2 separate regions of the Homo sapiens genome follow, and region 1 is linked to region 2. Evidence: read pairs that join two places in POLR2A ChIA-PET (ENCODE). Cell type or tissue: OCI-LY7. All regions are shown on one strand. Links, peaks and the distances in the headings refer to the core of each region. The heading gives the core; the rest is flanking DNA.

Region 1 (16,073 bases), core at 4,629-12,628, 50 kb before region 2:
TGAGTCAAAGAAGAAATCAAGACAGAAATTAGATAATATTTTTAGACGAATAATAATGAAGACAACATACCAAAACAATTGTGATGCAGCTAAAGAAGTAATTAGAGTAATATCAACAGCTGTAAACACTTGTATTAAGAAAGTTCTTAAATCAATAACTTAAAATTCTACCTTAAGACACTTACAAAAAATATGAAACTAAATTTAAGTAAGCAGAAGGAAGGAAATAATGATAACAGCACAAATTAATGAAATAATTTGATCGTTTGAAAAAAATCAATAAAATGGAAAAAACTTCAGTTTCATCAGGGAAAGAGGAGAGAAAACTCAAACTATAGAATCAGAAATAAAAGAAGAGACATTACTACTGACATTAAAGAAATAAAAAGGATTATAAAGGAATACCAAAAATAATTGTACACTGACAAATAAGATAATTTAAGTGAAATGAAAAAATTTCAAGAAAGACACAACTACCAAGACTGACTCAAGAAGAAACAGACAATCTGAATAGACCTAAAACAAATTAAGAGAATGAATCAGTAATCAAAAACTACCCAAAAAGAAAAGCAAATGGCTTCACTGGTGAATTCTACTAAACATTTGATAATACCAATTTTTCACACTCTTCCAACAAAAAGATGAGGAGGGTACACTTCTTGAACATTTTATGAAGCCACTATTTCCCTGACACAAAAACCAAATAAAGACATCACAGGAAAAGAAAACCATAGATCAATACCTCTTATCTTATGGGCACAAAAGTTCCCAACAAAATACTAGCAAACCAAATCCAGCAATACATAGAAAGAATTATACACCATGATTACATGGGATTTATCCCAAGGACACAAGGTTGGTTTCACATCCAAAAATCAGCTACCATAATACACCATTTCAATAGAAAAAAAATGGCCAAACTCTCAACAGACACAGAAAAAAGTATTTGATAAAATTAAATGCCCTTTCATAATTTTAAAAAATCAGCAAACTAAAATAAAAGGGAACTTTCTTAGCATGATAAAGGGCATATAGGAAAATCTCACAACTAAAATCATACTCAGGGGTAGAAAAACTGTAAGCTTTACTCCTAAAATCAGGAACAACACAAGGATGCCCATTTTCAACACTGACACTGGACATTGTACTAGAAGTTCTAGCCAGAGAAAAGAACATAGCCAAGAAAAAGACATAAGAGGCATACATATTTAAAAAGAAGCAGCTAAATTACTTACATTTGCAGAAGGCATGATTCTGTTAATAGAAAATCCCAAAGGATGCACCAAAAAACTACTAGATTTAGTAAATTCAGTAAGGTTGCAGGGTACAATATCAGCACATAAAAATCAGTTGTCTTTCTAAACGCTAGCAATGATGGGTATGGTAATCATTATTTGGCTGTAGTAATCACTTCATTGTGTATATTTATGTCAAAAGAAGTATATCAAACATCATGTGGATACCTTAACATACACAATTTTAAAAATTGTAAACCCTAAGTTATAGTAAATTGCAGCTATTTAGAGATGACTCAAAATGAAGAAGCTGTGGTTTAAAAAAAAAAATACTGGCTGGGTGTCGTGGCTCACACCTGTAATCACAGCACTTTGGGAGGCCAAGGTGGGCAGATCATGAGGTCAAGAGATCGAGACCATACTGGCCAACAAGGTGAAACTCCATCTCTACTAAAAATACAAAAATTAGCTGGGCGTGGTGGTGCACACCTGTAGTCCTAGCTACTCGGGAGGCTGAGGCAGGAGAATCACTTGAACCTGGGAGGTGGAGGTTGCAGTGAGCTGAGATCATGGCACTGCACTCCAGCCTGGCAACAGAACAAGACTCCATCTCAAAAGAAAAAACAATACTGAGAGTAAGCATTCCATTTAAATATAGAACCATCACTAGGCAGCTGTGGAATTTATGGTTACAGGACAGAATAAATACAGTAATATAAGACAAATGTCTAGAACTGAAATTACTGTGGCAAGGGATTTTAATAGATATTGGCTAACTGTCAACCAAGGAAGTATGTTCCACACCTATACCCATCTGTTTTGGTATTTCATCTCTGCTAAGTGAAAAATTATATGTTTTGTTTTATATTTTACTTCTTTAATTAATGGGAAAGGCTGAACAGCTTCTCACATGTATTAAATTTGTATGATTATTCTTTTTCTTAATCATTTGCCTGGGTTCTTGCTATGTTAAGAAATTATTTCTTCATCTACCACAAGTTGTAAATAGCTTTTCGTTAGTGCGTGTGTGTCTGTGTGTTCAGAAATTTTGAATATTTTATGTGATAACATTAACAAGGCTTTTCTATTGAGGGTTTCAGCTTTTCTGTCTTGCTAAGAAACACCTTCTTTACTCTAGAATGTTAAAAATACTTAGTGTTTTTACATAATACATTTAAGGTCTAATATTTTATACGTAAAAGTATGAATCAGCAGCTCCTCAAAAATTTAACAGAGAATTACCATACTTATTCAGCAATTTCACTTCTGGGTATTACCCAAAGAGTTGAATACAGGAACTCAACATGTTGATGGCAGCAATATTCATGATAGCTAAAATATGGAAGCAACCCAAGTTTCTATTGATGGATAAATGGATAAATAAAAGGTAATATATCTATACAATGCAATATTATTCAGCTTTAAAAAGGAAGGAAATTCTGACACATGCCACAACATGAATGAAACTTAAAGACATTAGGCTTAGTGAAATAAGTCAGTCACATATTTTTCTTCCCTCCCACCTCCTCTAAACCATTGAACAAGTATAGACAGTACTATACTGCTCACAAAGGTGGCTTAACAATTAAATTTCTAAAAGACAGTATTTCCTATGAATTTTAGCAAAAAGATATTTACAAAGTGGTATTTTATTACCTCTACATTTAACGTACATCAGGCACTTCTAAACATCTAGATAAACTAGGTGTTTCAAGTAAGGAGTTAATTTGTCCACTATATACACAGCAGTCTCGAATAAACTGCATACATGTAACCATAGTTATAATTTGAAAGAGTCTTCCAAATAAGAACATCCTAGCTTAGAATCCCTCCCATCTCCATCAACTCAGTGCGCAAGAATGCTCAAAGATAGGAAGACAATCTTTCCTAGGAATTTTAAAACAAAATATACAAAATATATTAGTTTACTAACTCTACTTTTGTTATACACTGGCAACCTCTTTAACATCTAAAAAGACTAGATGTTGTAAATTAGGACTCGTTTGTCCTTTATATACACTACATAAACAGATAAGTAAAACAAAATGCACAGACATAAGAGATAATGGTTAATCTTGCCTCACTGTAAACACAGCGGCATAGAGCTCTCTGCACTTTCCCCTCCTTCCTCCTCCCCTGAACCAGGACACAAACACGATGAGTATTACTCAACAGGTAGTTTGGCCATTCCCCTCCAAAAACAACATTTCATATGAATTTTAGCAAAAAGATATTTACAAAATATTATTTTACTACCGCTAATTTTGACATATATTAGGCATTCGGAACACATAGAAAGAATACACAAAAAAGTTTAGCATTGTCAACTATATATACAATAGTGAGGAATAAAATGCACACAAAACAATGGATAGAATATGAAAATGTCTAAATATCACAAGTCTGGTATAGAACCTTCTTTTTCTTCTCAGGCTTTCCAGATCCATGTCCCCTAACCCACTGAACAGATATAGACATATCCCTTACAGAGGTGATCTAACGACTCTATTTTAAAAAGTCATCTCCAAAAAACATCTAATTTGTATGATTTCTTTTTAAACAAATGAGAATTTACAAGATGTGTGATTTTCTAATTCTATCATATGTCAGCAACCTCTTTCCATCTAGAAAGACTGAATGTGGCAAATGTTCTCTTTTATTTTTTTAATCTCTTTTAACTTATTTATTTTTATTTTTCTTATTATACTTTAAATTCTGGGGTACATGTGCAGAATGTGCAGGTTTGTTACATAGATATACATGTGCCATGGTGGTTTGTTGCACCCATCAACCTGTCATCTACATTAGGTATTTCCCCTAATGCTATCCCTCCCCAGCCCCCCATAGCCCAACAGGCCCCAGTGTGTGATACCCCCCCAACCCGTGTCCATGTGTTCTCATTGTTCAACTCCCACTTATGAGTGAGAACATGTGGTGTTTGGTTTTCTGTTCTTGTGTTAGTTTGCTGAGAATGATGGTTTCCACCTTCATCCATGTCTCTGCAAAGGACATGAGCTCATCATTTTTCATGGCTGCATAGTATTCTGTGGTGTATATGTGCCAGATTTTCTTTATCCAGTCTATCATTGATGGGCATTTGGGTTGGTTCCAAGTCTTTGCTATTGTGGTATTTCTAGTTCTAGATTCTTGAGGAATCACCACACTGTCTTCCACAATGGTTGAACTAATTTCCACTCCCACCAACAGTGTAAAAGTGGTCCTATTTCTCCACATGCTCTCTAGTATCTGTTGTTTCTTGACTTTTTAATGATGGCCATTCTAACTGGCATGAAATGGTATCTCATTGTGTTTTTGATTTGCACTTCTCTAATGACCAGTGATGATGAGCTTTTTTTCCTATGCTTGTTGACTGCATAAATGTCTTCTTTTGAGAAGAGTCTTTTCTTATCCTTCACCCACTTTTTGATGGAATTGTTTGTTTTTTCTTGTAAATTTGTTTAAGTTCTTTGTAGATTCTGGATATTAGCCCTTTGTTAGATGGATAGATTGCAAAAATGTTCTCCCATTCTGTTGGTTGCCTGTTCACTCTGATGGTAGTTACTTTCGCTGTGCAGAAGCTCCTTAGTTTAATTAGATCCCATTTGTCAATTTTGGCTTTTGTTGCCATTGCTTTTTGTGTTTTAGTCATGAAGTCTTTGCCCATGCCTATGTCCTGAATGGTATTACCTATGTTTTCTTTTAGGGTTTTTATGGTTTTAGGTCTTACATTTAAGTCTTTAGCCCATCTTGAGTTAATTTTTGTATACAGTGGAAGGAAGGGATCTAGTTTCAGCTTTCTGCATATGGCTAACCAGTTTTCCCAATGCCATTTATTAAGTAGAGAATCCTTTCCCCATTGCTTGTTTTTGTCAGGTTTGTCAAAGATCAGATAGTTGTAGATGTGTGGTGTTATTTCTGAGGCCTCTGTTCTGTTCCATTGGTCTATATATCTGTTTTGGTACTAGTACCATGCTGTTTTGGTTACTGCAGCCATGTAGTATAGTTTAAAGTCAGGTAGTGTGATGCCTCCAGCTTTGTTATTTTTGCTTAAGATTGGCTTGGCTATGCAGGCTCTTTTTTGGTTCTATATGAAATTTAAAGTAGTTTTTTCCAATTCTGTGAAGAAAGTCAGTGGTAGCTTGATGGGGATAGCATTCAATCTATAAATTACTTTGGATATTATGGCCATTTTCACGATATTGATTCTTCCTATCCATGAGCATGGAATGTTTTTCCATTTGTTTGTGTCCTCTCTGATGTCATTGAGCAGTGATTTGTAGTTCTCCTTGAAGAGGTCCTTCACATCCCTTGTAAGTTGGATTCCTAAGTATTTTATTCTCTTTGCAGCAACTGTGAATGGGAGTTCACTCGTGATTTGGCTCTCGGTTTGTCTGTTATTGGTGTATAGGAATGCTTGTGATTTTTGCACATTGATTTTGTATCCCAAGACTTTGCTGAAGTTGCTTATCAGCTTAAGGAGATTTTGGGCTGAGATGATGGGGTTTTCTAAATATACAGTCATGTCATCTGCAAACAGAGACAATTTGACTTCCTCTTTTCCTAATTGAATATCCTTCATTTCTTTCTGTTGCCTGATTGCCCTGGCCAGAACTCCCAATACTATGTTGAATAGGAGTGGTGAGAGAGGGCATCCTTGTCTTATGCCAGTTTTCAAAGGGAATGCTTCCAGTTTTTGCCCATTCAGTATGATATTGGCTGCTGTGGGTTTCTCATAAATAGCTCTGATTGTTTTGAGACATGTTCCATGAATATCTAGTTTATTGAGAGTTTTTAGCGTGAAGGGCTGTTGAATTTTGTCGAAGGTCTTTTCTGCATCTATTGAGATAATCACATGGTTTTTGTCATTGGTTCTGTTTATGTGATGCATTACGTTCATTAATTTGCATATGTTGAACCAGCCTTGCATCCCAGGGATGAAGCCAACTTGATCATGGTGGATAAGCTTTTTGATGTGCTGCTGGATTCGGTTTGCCAGAATTTTACTGAGGATTTTTGCATCAATATTCATTAGGGATTTCGGCCTGAAATTTTCTTTTTTTGTTGTGTCTCTGCCAGGCTTTGGTATCAGGATGATGCTGGCCTCGTAAAATGAGTTAGGGAGATTCTCTCTTTTTCTATTGTTTGGAATAGTTTCAGAAGGAATGGTACCAGCTCCTTTTGTACCTCTGGTAGAATTCAGCTGTGAATCCGTCTGGTCCTGGACTTTTTTTGGTTGGTAGGCTATTAATTACCACCTCAATTTCAGAGTTTGTTATTGGCTTATTCAGGGATTTGACTTCTTCCTGGTTTAGTCTTGGGAGGGTGTATGTGTCCAGGAATTTATCCATTTCTTCTAGATTTTCTGGTTTATTTGCATAGAGGTGTTTATAATATTCTCTGATGGTAGGTTGTATTTCTGTGGGATCAGTGGTGATATCTCCTTTATCATTTTTTATTATGTCTATTTGACTCTTCTCTCTTTTCCTCTTTATTAGTCTGGCTAGTGGTCTATCTATTTTGTTGATCTTTAAAAAAAAACCAGCTCCTGGATTAATTGATTTTTTTTTTTTAATGAGAGATAAATTGTTTAATTTTAGGTTCAGCAGTTGAACAAGCTTTTTGTGGTTTGGTGGCAGTTTTCTGCCTTGGCATTACAAGGTTACCTCTTGCTAACAATCATAGCTTTTGATAGACTTAGATAAATGTGTTCAAACAGCTTTTCTCTGTTTGAAGATGCCTGGCTCTCTTTTTTTTTTTTTTTTTTTTAAGACATTTCCAAAGCCTACAGTTAGTGTCTCCATCTGGGCAAGAGAAAACATGTGAAAGTCTCATTTATGCTGGAAGATAGGGTAGGGTTGAGAGTGATGGTTACAAGAATTTTAACTTTACATCTACAAGAATGTGGTACAGATTAAGTCCTTGATAATCATGTTGTATATTTAAAAACATCTATAGATGATTTTATGTAGAATGGGAATTTTAACATTTTATTTGTGTTTATTTCTTTTTTTATTTTATTTTATTTTATTTTTATTTTTATTTATTTATTTTTTTATTGATCATTCTTGGGTGTTTCTCGCAGAGGGGGATTTGGCAGGGTCATAGGACAATAATGGAGGGAGGGTCAGCAGATAAACAAGTGAACAAAGGTCTCTGGTTTTCCCAAGCAGAGGACCCTGCTGCCTTCCGCAGTGTTTGTGTCCCTGGGTACTTGAGATTAGGGAGTGGTGATGACTCTTAAGGAGCATGCTGCCTTCAAGCATCTGTTTAACAAAGCACATCTTGCACCACCCTTAATCCATTTAACCATGAGTGGACACAGCACATGTTTCAGAGAGCACAGGGTTGGGGGTAAGGTCACAGATCCACAGGATCCCACGGCAGAAGAATTTTTCTTAGTACAGAACAAAATGAAAAGTCTCCCATGTCTACTTCTTTCTACACAGACACGGCAACCATCCGATTTCTCAATCTTTTCCCCACCTTTCCCCCCTTTCTATTCCACAAAACCGCCATTGTCATCATGGCCCCTTCTCAATGAGCTGTTGGGTACACCTCCCAGACGGGGTGGTGGCTGGGCAGAGGGGCTCCTCACTTCCCAGTAGGGGCGGCCGGGCAGAGGCACCCCTCACCTCCCGGATGGGGCGGCTGGCCGGGCGGGGGGCTGACCTCCTACCTCCCTCCCGGACGGGGCGGCTGGCCGGGCAGAGAAAACCAGTCAGGCGTGGCGGCGCGCACCTGCAATCGCAGGCACTCGGCAGGCTGAGGCAGGAGAATCAGGCAGGGAGGTTGCAGTGAGCCGAGATGGCAGCAGTACAGTCCAGCTTCGGCTCGGCATCAGAGGGAGACCGTGGAAAGAGAGGGAGAGGGAGACCGTGGGGAGAGGGAGACGGAGAGGGAGACGGAGAGGGAGAGGGAGAGGGAGAGGGAGAGCGATTAATTGATTTTTAAGGGTTTTTCATGTCTCTATCTCTTTCAGTTCTGCCCTGATCTTAGTTATCTCTTGTTTTCTGCTAGCTTTTGAATTTGTTTGCTCTTGCTTCTCTAGTTCTTTTAATTGTGATGTTAGGGTGTCGATTTTAGATCTTTCCTGTGTTCTTTTGTAGGCAATTACTGCTATAAATTTTCCTCTACACACTGCTTTAAATATGTCCCAGAGTTTCTGGTACATTATTCTTATTGTTTTCAAACAACATCTTTATCCTTCTTCATTTCATTATTTATCCAGCAGTCATTCAGGAGCAGGTTGTTCAGTTTCCATGTAAGTGTGAGGTTTTGAGTGAGTTTCTTAATTCTGAATTCTAATTTAATTGCGCTGTGGTGTGAGAGACTGTTTGTTATGATTTCCATTCTTCTGCATTTGCTGAGGAGTGTTTTACTTCCAATTATGTGGTCAATTTTAGAATAAGTGCGATGTGGTGCTGAGAAGAATGTATATTCTGTTGATTTGGGGTGGAGAGTTCTATAGATGTCTATTAGGTCTGCTTAGTCTGGAGCTGAGTTCAATTCCTAGATATCCTTGTTAATTTTCTGTCTCATTGACCTGTCTGATATTGACAGTGGGGTATTAAAATCTCCCACTATTATTGTGTGGGAGTCTAAGTCTCCTTGTAGGTGTTTAAGAACTTGCCTTATGAATCTGGGTGCTCCTGTATTGGGTGCATGTATATTTAGGATAGTTAGCTCTTCTTAGCCACTATGTAATGGCTTTCTTTTTCTCTTTTGATCTTTGTTGGTTTAAAGTCTGTTTTATCAGAGACTATGATTGCAACCCCTGTTTGTTTGTTTGTTTGTTTGTTTGTTTGTTTTTTGCTTTCCATTTGCTTGGTAAATATTCCTCCATCCCTTTATTTTGGGCCTATGTGTGTTTTTGCATGTGAGATGGGTCTCCTGAATACTGCACACTGATGGGTCTTGACTCTTTATCCATGTTGCCAGTCTGTGTCTTTTAATTGGGGCATTTAGCCCATTTACATTTAAGGTTAATATGTTATGTGTAAATTTGATCCTATCATTATGATGCTAGCTGGTTATTTTGCCCATTACTTGATGCAGTTTCTTCATAGCGTTGATGGTCTTTACCATTTGGCATGTTTTTGCAGTGGCTGGCACCATTTTTTCCTTTCCATGCTTATTGCTCCCTTCAGGAGCTCTTGTAATGCAGGCGTGGTGACGACAAAATGTCTCACATTTGCTTGTCTGTAAAGAATTTTATTTCTCCTTCACTTATGAAGCTTAGTTTGGCTGGATATGAAATTCAGCATTGAAAATTCTTTTCTTTAAGAATGTTGAATATTGGCCCCTAGTCTCTTCTGGCTTATAGGGTTTCTGCAAGTTGATCTTCAATCTCTGATATCCTTTCTTCCACTTGATCGATTCAGCTATTGATATGTGTGTATGCTTCACTAAGTTCTTGTGCTGTGTTTTTCAGCTCCATCAGGTCATTTATGTTCTTCTCTAAACTCGTTATTCTAGTTAGCAATTCATCTAATCTTTTTTCAAGTTTCTTTGCTTCCTTGCGTTGGGTTAGAACATTCTCCTTTAGCTCAGAGGAGTTTGTTATTATCCACCTTTGAAGCCTACTTCTGCCAATTCATCAAATTCATTCTCCATCCAGTTTTGTTCCCTTGATGGTGAGAAGTTGTGATTTTTTGGAGAAGAAGAGGCATTCTGGTTTTTGGAATTTTCAGCCTTTTTGTGCTGGTTTCTCCCCATCTTCATGGATTTACCTACCTTTTGTGTTTGATGTTGGTGACCTTTGGATGGGGTTTCTGAGTGGATGTCCTTTTTGTTGATGTTGATGCTATTCCTTTCTGTTTGTTAGTTTTTCTTCTAACAGTCAGGCCTCTCTGCTGCAGGTCTGCTGGAGTGTGCTGGACATCTACTTCAGACCTTGTTTGCCTGGGTATCACCAGTGGAGGCTGCAGAACAGCAAAGATTGCTGCCTGTTCCTTCCTCTGAAAGCTTTGTCCCAGAGGGGCACCTGCCAGATGCCAGCTGGAGCTCTCTTGTGTGAGGTGTCTGTTGGCTTCTTCTGGAAGGTATCTCCCGGTCAGGAGGCCAGGGGGTCAGGGACCCACTTGAGGTGGCAGTCTGCTCAAACACTGTGCTGGGAGATCCACTGCTCTCTTCAGAGCTGGCAGGCAGGGATGTTAAAATCTGCTGAAGCTGCACCCACAGCTGCCCCTTCCCCCAGGTGCTCTGTCCCAGAGAGATGGGAGTTTTATCTATAAGTCCCTGACTGGGGCTTCTGCCTTTTTTTCAGAGATGCCCTGCCCAGACAGGAGGAATCTAGAGAGGCAGTCTTGCTACAGCAGCCTGGCAGCGCTGTGGTGTGTTCCACCCAGTTGGAACTTCCTTGCAGTTTTGTTTACACTGTGAGAGGAACACTGCCTACTCAAGCCTCAGTAATGGCAGACGCCCCTCCCCATACCAAGCTCCAGCATCCCAGGTCAACTTCAGACTACTGTGCTGGCAGCAAGAATTTCAAGCCAGTGGATCTTAGCTTGCTGGGCTCCATGGGGGTGGGATCCACTGAGCTAGACCACCTGGTTCCCTGGCTTCGGCCCCCTTTCCAGGGGAGTGAATGGTTCTGTCTCGCTGACATTCCAGGCATCCCTGGGGTATGAAAAAAGACTCCTGCAGCTACCTTGGTGTCTACCCAAATGGCCACCCAGTTTTGTGCTTGAAACCCAAGACCCTGGTGGCATAAGCACTGGAGGGAATCTCCTGGTCTGTGGGTTGCAAAGACCATGGGAAAAGCATAGTATCTGGGCTGGAATGCACCACTCCTCATGGCACAGCTCCTTACAGCTTCCCTTGGCTAACAGGGGAGTTTTCTGACCCCTTGCACTTCCCAGGTGAGGCAACACCCCACCCTGCCTCAGTTCACCCTCCATGGGCTGCACCCACTGTCTAACCAGTCCAAATGAGATGAGCCGGGTACCTCAGTTGGAAATGCAGAAATCACCCACCTTCTGCATTGATCTCACTGTGAGCTGCACACCTGAGCTGTTTCTATTCAGCCATCTTGTCAGCCTCCCCACAGATGTTATCTATTAAAAGGTTGGGGGTGAGTTGAGAATAGCTTTTTCATAATATACACACAGCCTTCTAGAAGCAGATAGTAAATCTTCCCAAAGTGTGGCGGGCATTTCCCATAGGCCAAATGTGAGGTCCTTCCAGGTCTGGTAGAAGGAAGACCAACAGCCCAATGCCTGCTAACTGTTCCACACTGTCCTCCTCTGTGCCTCCACTCACCTTCCAGGCCTATTAAGGCCATTGTCTGTTGTCCTCAGGACTAGGTAAGTCTCACCCAGCTGGGACAGAGTGGTCACCAGGACCCGGATCTGGCAGCGCCATGGCCTAAAGAGGTGGCTGAGCCCGTGTCCTGCATCCCAAGAGCACCTTCCCAATCCTCACACCCGGATAGTCACCAAGCTGCCCCTGCCACTCCCACCACCACCCAAAGGCACTGCATCCAGGCTCAGTGGGGACTTCGTCTATACCCGGCAGGGTGCGGCCTGGGAAAGGCCACCACCACCCTCAGTCACTGAGGTGTAGGGGGAAGGGAGGCTTGCTGCATCTTCAAGGCCCAGGCACCCACCCCAAGGGTCCTGGTGGCAGCCACCACAAGGGTCCTGGTGTCACGGGGCAGAGGCTACAGCCTATCCTGGCTCAGCTCCCCCACTGGCCAGGGCAAAGGCTCAGAAGTCCCAGGGAGCTGGTCCCGCACCATCTCACCACACTCTCTGCTGGATTGGAACTCTTTATTTTGTTTTACTTTATTTTATTTTATTTTTTTGAGACAGAGTCTTGCTCTGTTGCCCCGGCTGGAGTGCTCTGTTGCCCAGGCTGGAGTGCAGTGGTGTGACCTCGGCTTACTGCAAACTTCGCCTCCCGGGTTTAAGTGATTCTCCCACCTCAGCCTCCTGAGTAGCTGGGATTACAGGCACGCACCACCATGCCCGGCTAATTTTTGTATGTTCAGTAGAGACAGGGTTTCACCATGTTGGCCAAGCTGGTCTTAAGCTCCTGACCTCAGGTGATCCACCCGCTTTGGCCTCCCAAAGTGCTGGGATTGCAGGCATGAGCCACTGTGCCCAGCATGGACCAGAGGTCTTAATTGTATTTTTGTACCCATATACCAACCTCTCTTCATCCACCTCTCCCAGCTGTCCTTCTCAGACTGTGGAAAGCATCCTTCTACTCACTGTTTCCACAGATATTTCATGGACAGCAAATAATCACATGAAAAGATGTTCAAAATTATTAGGTTTTAGGGAAATGCAAATTGAAACAACAATAAGCTATCACTACTCATCTATCAGAATGGCTAAAATTAAAAATCATGACACCACCAAATGCTGGTAAGGATGTGTAGAAACCGGATCACTGATACATTACTGATAGAAACATAAAATACTTCATCCACTCTGGGAAATTTTGGGAGTTTCTCAAAGAAAAACACACAACTATCATATGACCCAGCAATTGCACTCCCAGGCATTTATCCCAGAAAAATAAAAACTTCACACAAAAAACTGTCAAACAAATGTTTATAGCATCTTTGTTTATAATATTAATAGCTAAGAACTAGATTCAGCCAAGATGTTTTTCAACAGGTGAATGGGTAAACAAACTGTTGTAAATACATAGCATGGAATACTACTTAGCAATGTAAAGGAATGGATGATTGATGCATGCAACAACTTGGATGGATTGCCAGGAAATTATGCTGAGCAAAAAACATCAATCCAAAAAGGTTACATAAATGTGATTCTACTTTTATAACATTTTGTTAAATAACAAAATTTTAGAAGTAGAGGACAGATGACTATCCACTGTGTGAATACTTGGTGTTCCTGAAAAGGGAACCAAGAAGTGGAATCAGACAAATTTAAAGAGAGTATTAAAGAAAACTTCCAAAGACCAAAGAACACCCAAGTCTTTAGCCTAAAACATTCATCATGTCCAAAGCTGGTTGTACGTATCACTTCAGTAACTGTAGATACTAGGAGATAATGAAGCAAAACCACAAAGTTTTAAAGCAATAGAGATTTGACCCAGAAATGTACTACATAGCCTAGTTATGGATCAAATATAAAGGCAACATAAAAAAAGTCTCCATTACCCAAAAATTAAAAATGGCATTCAATTACCCATCCCCAAATGCAGACTTGTATATATTGGCTAAATTTAACAAATAAACTTTTAAATGTCATGAGTGAGGAAATCATGATGTAAAATCTGACTATGGACAAGAATCTATTTAGAAATTGACCTATATTTAAATAATAACAATTCAAAATGCAATTGTAACAATTCTTGAATATTATTTAAAACATTATAATAAGCTGGCTCAGATCCAATAATATGTCCATAGAAACCAAGCCATGGGTAGTGGATTGTGTGAGGAAACAGTGTGATAACTATGCTAACATCCGCATCTTTTATATGGTGGTATTAGTAGATAATGCTTCTGTGATGGTTAATACTGAGTGTCAACTTGATTGGATTGAAGGATGCAAAGTATTGATCCTAGGTGTGTCTGTGAAGGTGTTGCCAAAGGAGATTAACATTTGAGTCAGTGGGCTGGGAAAGGCAGACCCACGCTTAACCTGGGTGGGCACCATCTAATCAGCTGCCAGTGCAGCTAGAATATGAAAAGTTGGCAGAAAAACATGAAAAGACTAAACTGGCCTAGCTTCCCAGCCTACATCTTTCTCTGGTACTGGATGCTCCCTGCCCTTGAACATCAGACTCGAAGTTCTTCAGTTTAGGACTTGGACTGGCTCTCCTTGTTCCTCAGCTTGCAGATATCCTATTGTGGGACCTTGTGATCATGTGAGTTAATACTTAATAAACTTTCCTTCTTATATATCTCTATCCTATTAGTTCTGCCCCTCTAGAGAACCCTAACACAGATTTTTGTACCAGGAGTGGTTCTAGAGGAACAGAACATTAAGGATGCAGTTCTTTCATTGGTTTTAGGGTTTCTGGAGTGGCTGTTTAATATGATTAGACTCAAAAATGCTAAGGACTCTACTTCTGATAGTATGGAGAACACTGATTCAGTGTTCCTTTCTATGAACTGTTTAGAGAGTTAAGCAAAATAAATGCATTTGACATTCCTGATTCAGCGCTCATGAGAGGCAAGGAGTTTAGTGACTCTATAAATAATACCTTTGACCATATGTGGAAACATAATGAAGTTGGTTGGTTTCTCCTAAGTTCAATGGACAAAGTGATGAAAGAAAATGAACTTAGGGATTCTAACTCCTGGCTTCAGAAGCAGATACTGAGCCTCAAATCTGCTAAGATTGCCCTGAGTGAAAGTATTATCTCCTGCAGAGAAAGAGCTGAAATTGTGGGAAAATGGATATGAGCTCTTATTGTGCAAGTGGCTGACTTCCAATGAAGGGTGCATGCACAGCCTCACCAGGTATGTACTATTAAAGTGAGGGCATCGTTTGGAAAAGAATGGGACCCTGCAACTTGGAAAGGGGACATGTGGGAGGACCCTGATGAAGCTGGGGACACTGAGTTTGTAAAGTCTCAGGAAACCTTTTTTGCCAGAAAAAAAACAGCTTCCCCATCCCCAGTAGTGGTGACATCCTCTCCCTGACCCATGCTGCCATCAGCCTTTCCATATTTGTCTGGGGAGATAAACACTGTGCTGCCTAAGGCAACAGTGATGGCCCCCCCTGAGCAGTTGCCAGGCAAAATAATGTTGATTCTCCTCAGGAGCCACCCCCAACACCCCTGTCTGCTTCTAGACCTATAACCAGACTAAAGTCCTTATGGGCCCCAAGAGGTGAGGTTGAGAGTGAAACCCATGAGGAGGTTCACTATACTTGAAAAGAACTACTTGAGTTTTCTAATTTATATAAACAGAAATCTGGAGAACAGGCATGAGAATGGATATTAAGGGTGTGGGATAATGGTGGAAGGAACATAGAGTTGGATCAGGCTGAATTTGTTGATTTGGGCCCACTAAGTAGAGACTCTGCATTTAATATTGCAGCTCAGGGAGTTAAAAAAAGGTTCTAATAATTTATTTGCTTAGTTAGCTGAAATATGGATTGAAAGATGGCCACTGTGAGGGAGCTGGAAATGTCTGATCACTCTTGGTTTAATGTAGAGGAAGGGATCCAAAGGCTTAGAGAGATTGAGATGGTGGAGTGGATTAGTCACTTTAGACCTACTCATCCCAGATGGAAGGGCCCAGAAGATATACCCTTGACCAATACCTTGCAAAATAGATCTGTGAGGGTAGCACCTGCATCTTTGAAGAGCCCCGTAATTCTCTGCATATCAGATCCAATGGTGAGAACCACAGTCACTCAACTAATAAAGGTAAATACAATGGGAATAATTGGATCCCAAGGTGGCAGAGGCCAAGTGGTGGCACTCAACCATCAAAGGCAAGGTGGGCATAACTACCATAACAGACAGTAGTGGCAAAGCAGCAATCAGAATAGTCTGACTCATGTAGAGTTCTGGCATTCGCTAATTAATCACAGTGTTCCCAGAAGTGAAATTGTTAGGATGCCTACTTCTTTCCTACTTAATTTATATAAGCAGAAAACTTCCAGGTCAAATGGACAAAACACTACTTTGAATTATAAAAATAGAGAATCATGGCCCCTCAATCAATTTTTGACTTGAGCCAGTTTACAGACACAGAACCCCTTGAATAAAGGGGAAGTTGGGTCCCATTAAGGAAGGAGCCCACTACACTACCAACAATTTATGCTGTTAATCTTTCTCCCATTTTTTCCCAAGGAGACCTCCAGCCTTTTATCAAGGTAACTGTGCATTGGGGAAAGGGAAATT
Region 2 (8,000 bases), core at 1-8,000:
TAAGGGCAATAGCGTGGTGTTTAATATATGATACTTGAATATGTTCAACAAGTGTAGAAAAGTGTTATAATGATTCATGCTTCTTAAGTCAGTGAGTATTCTTACATTCATGAAAAATTAATTCTAGAATACCTCCTTCTTGTGAATGGGAATATATTAGTGGAGCATAAATATTTCTTTGGTATGACCCTCAATCCGTCTCTCATCTCCCAGTCTCCCCCTCTGAGCCATCTTTTCCCTACATTCTGCCCCCTCTTCTGCCTCCTCTTCCTTCCCCTGCTCCCAGTTCCCTAAATGCCCCCCGTTTCTGCTCTCTACCCTACAACTCTCCCTTCTTTTTTGCTCTGAATTTTCCTCTACACTCTGTCTTCCAGCCACCTCTCAGAGGCCCCTTCTCTGCTCCCTCAATCTCCGGCTCTCTGTCCCACATTTTCCCCCTTCTCTGCCCCTTGGTCTCCCTATCCACTACCCCAATCCCTCTCTCCGTCCCTTGTTTTCCTCAGCTCTTCCCCATAGCCTCCCCCTCTCTCATCCCGAGTCTCTGTTTTGTCTGGCCCCCAATCTTCCTCTCTGCTCTACAGCTTCCTCCTCCCACAGCCCCTCATTAGTCCCCCTCCAAGATGGGTAGTCTGGGGGTGGGGCACACATCCTTGCTTCCGCAGAGAGATCCGTCTCCCTGTCCCAGCAACAGCAGAGATCTGATGAAAGACAGATGAAAACTTTCCTAAAATGCTGATAGAAAGCTCACATGAAAACTGACCAACTGACTCTTTGCCGAAATATTCAAAAGCTTTAAAACTACATATCCAATAAAAAGTTAAAAGCAACAAGCAAAATCAGCAAAGTGGCCCCTTGTGAAATGAGGCCGGTGAGTTGCAGGTTTCCCTTGTTTCTCTCCAGCATCTGCACCACCACGCCACCCACTTCTGTCCCCAGAAACTGTGTCCAGCCTTCCTCCTCCCACGTGTGAATCCCCCGGGGACCCTGCCCTCCCAGTTCCCCACATCTGAAATGTGCTACCCATGCCCATCCTCCTACTCATCTGCCCTCTGAAATCTGATCAGCCCCTAAAAGCTGCCTGAAATACCCTCTTATGAAGCTTTTCCCTGTCCTTCCATGCCACTCCACATTGCCCCTTTACACTCCATCCAGGGTACAAACCAGGGCTCAAAGCTGGGCCTTCTAGCTTCCGGTTCAGGGCTTTTCTCAAGATGTGGCCTTGGGGAACTGTGGGAGGAACCTGGGCTTGGCCATCACACAGGTGTAGGTTCTGATCTTGAGGCCACCATTGCTCTCTGAGCCTCAGTTTCTATCTGTAAAGCAGGATAATCACTCGCTCGGCCATTCCCAGGCCCAGTGCTTCCTGAGGGCCTGTTGGGGGGTGTCCACTGTTGATAGTGCCCACCATAATTCAGTGTGTCACCTGAGAATTTAATGTGTCACAGCAAATAGACAAATATAGCATCAGCCCAGTGTACTTGGCCCAGAGAGGAGGGAGGAAGGTGGCCATTGTAGTTCCACAAACCTTCCGAAGATATTTTGCAGTTTGACACATGTGACCCTGGTATTTTCCTGGAAGGAGGCCTTTATCTGTCATTCTTCCATTAGTGGCCCCTGGGATGTTAGAACCACAGCCATCAAGCTTTGTCTTTTACTCCCTGAGTTGGGTCAAGGCTGGAGCCCTCTGCCCCTTGTTCACCTCTTATCATATTCAGGCTTGAAGCCAGCACCAGGAAAGTGGCTGGGCTGGCCATAGACCAGCCAGACTGCAGGCCTGGCCCCCTCCTGCTGTGGAAGTCCCTGTCAGATGGCAGATGGAGTCCTTGTAAATCTGCCTAGTGATTTCACCCCAAGTGAAACTCAGGGGCTCTCCACCAGGTGCCTGCAGGTGTAGGTAGGGCAGGGGGCCAGGAGTGTCCCAGTCCCCTGTGACTGCACCACAGGTGTGCTGGAGGGTCACCCCACTGTCCACTCCCTCAGAGAAGCTGCTCAGTCTCTTCGTGTGGGTCGTCACCCCCAGGTAGACATCGGGCCCTCCCTGTGGGACCTGCCCAGTCCTGGAATGCCTCCTCAGCCCATCTCCCTCCCCTCTTAGTCCAAGGTACTGGGAGCCTCCCTCCCATGAGAGTGTCCCTGTTAGCTCCTCCCACCCCACCCCAGCTTTCCTGTCATCTATCCCCTGGGGACACCTTCCTCCCTCTCCAGCCCCTCAGAGCCATAGGAAAGCTACTTCCCCTGCAGCAGCCACACTCAGACCAGGCCCGGGCCTCTGGTGGCCGCCCCTCAGTCCTCACCGCACACAGACTTGCTCTGCCTGCCCCACCAGCATTCAGAATGCCTCCCACTCTCCCTCTGTCCTCACAGCCCTGTCTCCAGCCTTTCAGGAGTTCCTTCTGGGCTTTGAGTGAAGGAGTTTGAGGTCACAGGTTCAGTTTCCTCCTCCCATGTGTGCTCCAGTTACTCGGATTGGCACATGTAGTCACGAAGTGGCCGTGACGCAGGGGCCCATGCTAGCTCACAGGCGGTGTGGGGCCTGGTGCCCTGCAACCCCCTGGATTCAGGAAGGGGCACTGGTGGTTCTGATGCACACAACCGGTGGCCTGTGCCTCTGGAGAAAGGAGGCCACCCAGGATGGTGTCATTTCATTTTCTCAATGGTCCTGCAAGTGAGGGGTATCTCCTTTGGGTAGATGAAGAAACAGCTTCAGAGAATGAAGCAATGTGCCCAGGCCATCCAGCTACTTGCCTGAAGCTGGGATGTGAATTCAGAGCTCCAGACCCCAGGGCCCACCGAGCCTTCTACCCCTCACTGCCCTCTCCCCACTCCTCGGTGGGATCAGGAATCTCTGTCTTGGCTCACAACCTGCAGCTAAGGCCTCTGTAAATCCCTGTGGCATGCAGGGCCTGGCGTGGGGCAGGCCCGACGCGTATCCAGTCCTGGGCCACTCAGCCCCCACTCTGCTCCTCCAGATGGGCCCGAGCCCCTGAGATGCTGAGACTCCTGTCCCATCAGAACCTGCCCACCCTGTCCATGATGGGCGAGGCCTTGTGTGTGGCCCTGCTCTCCTGAGGACAAGCTGTGGCAGGAAGGCTTTCTCAGAGGTGGCAGATGAGGCTGATACTCTCCCTGCAGGAGGGGCATTGTCGTGGGGCCGAGGCTGGTCCACATGTGGCTGGACCCAAGACATGTCATCCCACCACATGGGCCTGGCTCCTCTGTCATCAGAAACTGTTCCTAGGGCCTCTGGCCTAGACTACAGAGCACAGGGAGGAAGCTTCCGCTTTCTGACCACAAGCGTCTGGCCTCAGCGTCAGCCACCCCAAACTGCTCACGGTATTCAGAGCCAGGAGGTTTGTGGAAAACACTCAAGTTCCCATTCCTCTTAGGAAGCCCTCCAGGGGTCCTCCTGGCAGCTTGGAGGCAGGGCATGGAATGGGGATGCCTGCGCTCGCACAAAGGATGATACCCCTCGCCCCTTCCACTTTGCCATCATGCTGAGAACTCTAGGTTCTGCCGCCAGGGATAAAGTTCAAGGGTTGATGAATCTGGCTTAGAAAGTGCCTTGCAGGGGCCAGGCACAGTGGCTCATGCCTGTAATCCCAGCACTTTGGGAGACCGAGGCAGGTGGATCACTTGAGGTCAGGAGTTTGAGACCAGCCTGGCCAACATGGTGAAACCCTGTCTCTACTGAAAATACAAAACTTAACCAGATGTGGTGGCAGGTGCCTGTAGTCCCAGCTACTTGGGAGACTGAGGCAGGAGAATCACTTGAACCCTGGAAGTGGAGGTTGCAGTGAGCCGAGATCGAGCCACTGCACTCCAGCCTGAGCAACACAGTGAGACTCCACCTCAAAATAAAAAAGAACATGCCTTGGAGGGCATCGAGTCCGGGGCTTTCCAAACCTGCTGGTCATCAGAATGCGTGATGCAATGCCTGAGCCTCTCATCCCAACTTCCTGTCTGCCATCCATTGCTGCAGAGACAAAAGCCCTCCAGAAGCTATGGCTGTTGCCTCAGAGCCGCCTGTGTCCTGGAAGCAGGAGCCTGGCAGGGAGGGGGCCAAGCAGCCTTGTCCCAGAGGCCTGGGCAGCTGCGCTGTACACAGCCTGGGGTGGTGCCTTCTAGCTGCAAGGCTAGCCTCACCCTGCCACCAGTAATGCCACAGGTGCAGCAGAGCTGCTTGGTCTCACTGTTCTCTGGGCATCACCATGCAGCTGTGAACTGCAAATGTCCCAGGACGACTCGAATCCATGCAAGCTCCCTGTATCTAAGCCTCACCATTTTCACTCACTTATTATCCCCACTGAAAACTGGAAAGAGAGGAAGTGGCTATGATGGAAAGACCTGGGGTGTGACTCCAGCTCTGCTGGCAAGTGGCAGAGGTGGGAGTCACTGAGCCTCGCTGTCTTCATCTGTGGAAGGGGTGGTAACTCCCCTGCACTCCCAGAGTCATTGTGGGGATCCACTGTCAGCAAGCCCATCTCCAGTTGTAAAGGTCTCCCACAAGGCTATCCCATGTGGGGGCAGCTGCGGACCCTCACTGGGCACAGCCTCGCAGGTGCAGGCATGAGCCTGGGCATCTCCCCATCCTCCAGCCTGAGCTAAGTGCAGTCAGCAGGCGTTGCCCTCTGAGCAGCACAGCACCATCCTGGCTCACTGGATTCTCTCTCCTCAAGGGCAGGGCCCAGGATTTGTCCATTTCTTTCACCTGCCTGGGTCGTAGCACTGAGCCTTGTCAGGGGCAGGCCTTCAGTGAATGTCTTGGGTAAATGAATTCAGGAGTTCATTTAAGGTGTTCATGAAGAATCTTGGCTCCATGAACTGTAGTGGAGGCAAAACTCCACCTCTTCCCATTTCAGCTAGGTCTGAGAATCGGCATAAGACAGATTCATGGGCGAAAGCCTACAGATTTCTTTAATACAAGTTGTACGTGGCATGGGAGCCCTCTTAAAAAGATGAAGACCCCAAGAAGCAGTTAGAGTCAATCCCCCTTAGATACTGCATTGAATGAATCATCGTGAGATGTGATAAGGCCAAGGGGCTTGGGCTAGGGCAGGTAACTGGGCAGGGAAGTGACTCGGGAGGTAAGCGTTCATTGTACAAGATCTGTTTGTATGGATTTCCTTTGGCTTCAACTTCCCAACCTTGATGAAAAGAGTGTTACTTTCCTTTTGGTATAGTGAGGACATCTTTCATAGGGGACTTTCATCTCCTGCTTCTAAGAAACAGCACGAATGTCAGAGTATCTTGCACCTGCTGTTTTTTTAAGTGCTTTTCATTCAACGTAGTCCCTGTGCCACAGCAGCATACCTTGGGGTGACAAATTCTTAACACCTCCAGAACAAAGGCTCAGGAGACCACGCATGGCCTGATTGCCTGTTCTCCTTCCCAGGTGGATTCATACGACGTGACTGTGGACGAGGAACTGGGCGAGATCCAGCTGGTCAGAATCGAGAAGCGCAAGTACTGGCTGAATGACGACTGGTACCTGAAGTACATCACGCTGAAGACGCCCCACGGGGACTACATCGAGTTCCCCTGCTACCGCTGGATCACCGGCGATGTCGAGGTTGTCCTGAGGGATGGACGCGGTGAGCAGCTCAGGCCCCTTCTGCCCCGGGCTTCCCAAGAACCGAAAGTTCTTCCTGTCCTCAAAGCACTGTAGTCATAGGAGGAATGACACTGCTGTGCAGGGGCGGGAAGTGGGAGGGCTCTGCCCTGTGCCTCGACACACCTGCAGGAGGCATGACTTTCCTTGGGATTCTTACAAGCCCCTGAGGGTGGAGCGGGTGGCCCCAGGCCTCACTGTCGTCATGTCCTCACTCTGCGCTACAGTTCTACAGGGGAGGGTTGTGCCCCTCTTTTTGTCAGTGGGTAACTAGGGTCCATACAGGCAGATACCTATGGGACATGCCCCTGGATGGGCACTTCTCTAGTTGCCAGGGTGTGGCATCACTTTCTAGTTCATAGCCTGCCCTCCGTGAGATCACAGTAGGGCTCAGGCAAGCTCAGGGTGCCCCATGTGGGCCTAGGGAGGGAAGGGGTGGACAAGGAGCACCCCAAGTGCCAGCTCTGAGGAGCCATGGACAAGCCTGCAAATCACAGTTACCAGTTCTTCAACCCGAAGTCTCACCTTTCGCTGAAAGAAAGAAGAACCTCAAATCTGTTCCCCTTACTAAGATGCCCAGATGTGCAGACCCCAGTTAGGAGGCCATTCTTTGTTAGGGACACACAGCTGACCTGGTACAGAGCATCAGAGACGGACGCAGGCGTCAAGGTCAGCCAAGGCTCCCTGAATGAACCACCTTGCATACCCAGCCTCCTAGTGTGCCTGGCAAAATCCTACCTCACTTCGAGTCATAACCCTTCAGCTTGCTCTCAGTTTAAACCTGGAAAGATAAGCCTTCAAAGGCCAGGCAGCCACCGTAATAAGAGAAAGCCACTGCTTCTGCCATGACAGCGTCAAACTCTTTCTCTTTGCCAAGTTTCCTGTAGCTAGTGTGTTCTTCACGAAGTTTGGTGGGGTAGGTAGGAAGAGATGACTGTTACCCCCATTTTATAGCTAAGAAAACTGAGACAAAGGAGAAAAAAGTTATTCTGTACCTGCTGTTCTTAAGCTACCAGGCCACATCCCATCGTTTCTGATGTGGAATTTGACTTAAGAAACCAAATTTCCAGAATATTTCTGAACATGGAGTTAAGAGGATTTTTGTCCCCCTACCTAATGACAGGAAAAAAAATCACAAAGTTCATTTATTCCTGTGGTCAACAGAATGTGGAAGGTTGTGGACAGGGCACTTCTCTTTTTCTGGTAGTTAGAAAATGCTGGCTCTGAAACTCCCTCCTGCACATCTACCCAAGGTCTCGGTTATGAAGCCCTTCTTCCTGCAGACCCTTCAGCTCATCTTGGCAAAAAACAGATGGTACACTAGGATGAGGGTTTAACAAAGGGGCATCACAAAGGTGTGGGCCCATGTGCAGAGGGACCATGCAGAGTGCGGGGCCATCAGCACCACTAGTCCTGATGCAGGGGGAGGGGGAAGGTTGTGGGAGTAATGCAGAAGTATCCTGGAGACAGCACCCTTGGAGGAGCTGCGGCCCTCAGTAGAAAGGTTCTGGGGAGTGATTGGCCTCTCCTTCCTCTACACATTCCCTCCTTTCTGGTCAGAGTTCCCAGTGGAAAACCCATTGAGGCATCTCATTCCAATCACTTTCAGGGACAGCACAGGTTGGAGGGTGAGCATAGAGAAGCTGTCCAGCAAGTTCCATTCTCTCTACTGCTGTAAAACCAACCTCCTTGGTAACTTTAAACAGCCATTTAATTTTGTTCATGCTCTTGCAGGTCAGGAATTTAGGAAAGGCTTCACTGGGCAGTTCATCTGTGGCCATGTAGCATCAGCTGAAGGGGGCTGGGCCTTCTTCTGTCATGTGTCTGGCACCTCTAGGCTCCTTGGCCTCTCTGTCCATATGGAGTCTCATTCTTTAAGGCTTCTCACAGAATGGTGTCCTCTGGGTGCCTGCATTTCTTACATGATGGCTGGCTTCCAAGAGCAAGTTTTCTAAGAGACAGAAAGTGGAAGCTGCCAATCTCTTCAGGCTTGGGCCTGGAAACTGGCACACTGTAACTTCCATCATATTCTACTGGTCCAAGCAGTCACAGAGCCCACCCAGACTCCGGGGGTGGGGGTGGGGATGCAGACCCCCCCATCTCTCAATGGAAGGAATGTCAAAGAATTTGTGGCCTATTATTATTATTATTATTATTATTTTGGGACAGAGTCTCACTCTATTGCCCAAGCTGGAGGGCAGTGGCACGATCTCAGCCCACTGCAACCTCTGCCTCCCAGGTTCAAGCGATTCTCCTGCCTCAGCCTCCTAGGGAGCTTGGTTTACAGGCTCCAGGTAGCCACCAAGCCTGGCTAATTTTTGTATTTTTACTAGAGAAAGGGTTTTGCCATGTTGGCCAGGCTAGTCTGGAACTCCTGACCTCAGGTGATCCA

Evidence for each region. Peaks named below come from ENCODE experiments on the same cell type or tissue, not always from the same donor. Only the 100,000 strongest peaks of a DNase experiment are listed, where the experiment ranks them.
Region 1: POLR2A ChIA-PET joins it to region 2 with 6 read pairs; 2 of 35 experiments call an interaction of 5 or more read pairs at or near these places.

Annotation. Positions count from the first base shown.
Region 1 is chr10:45,322,811-45,338,883 of GRCh38, forward strand. No RefSeq gene overlaps it. Among named protein-coding and RNA genes, the nearest start is that of OR13A1, 15 kb to the left of the region's middle. In OCI-LY7, for the core only: no CTCF peak of the experiment used is centred there; a DNase peak (open chromatin) is centred at 7,927; H3K27ac peaks cover 615 bases.
Region 2 is chr10:45,377,091-45,385,090 of GRCh38, forward strand. It overlaps ALOX5 (arachidonate 5-lipoxygenase), which reads left to right. Exons shown (of 14, transcript NM_000698.5): 2 at 5,393-5,591. Among named protein-coding and RNA genes, the nearest start is that of ALOX5, 6.9 kb to the left of the region's middle. In OCI-LY7, for the core only: no CTCF peak of the experiment used is centred there; no DNase peak of the experiment used is centred there; H3K4me3 peaks cover 1,009 bases.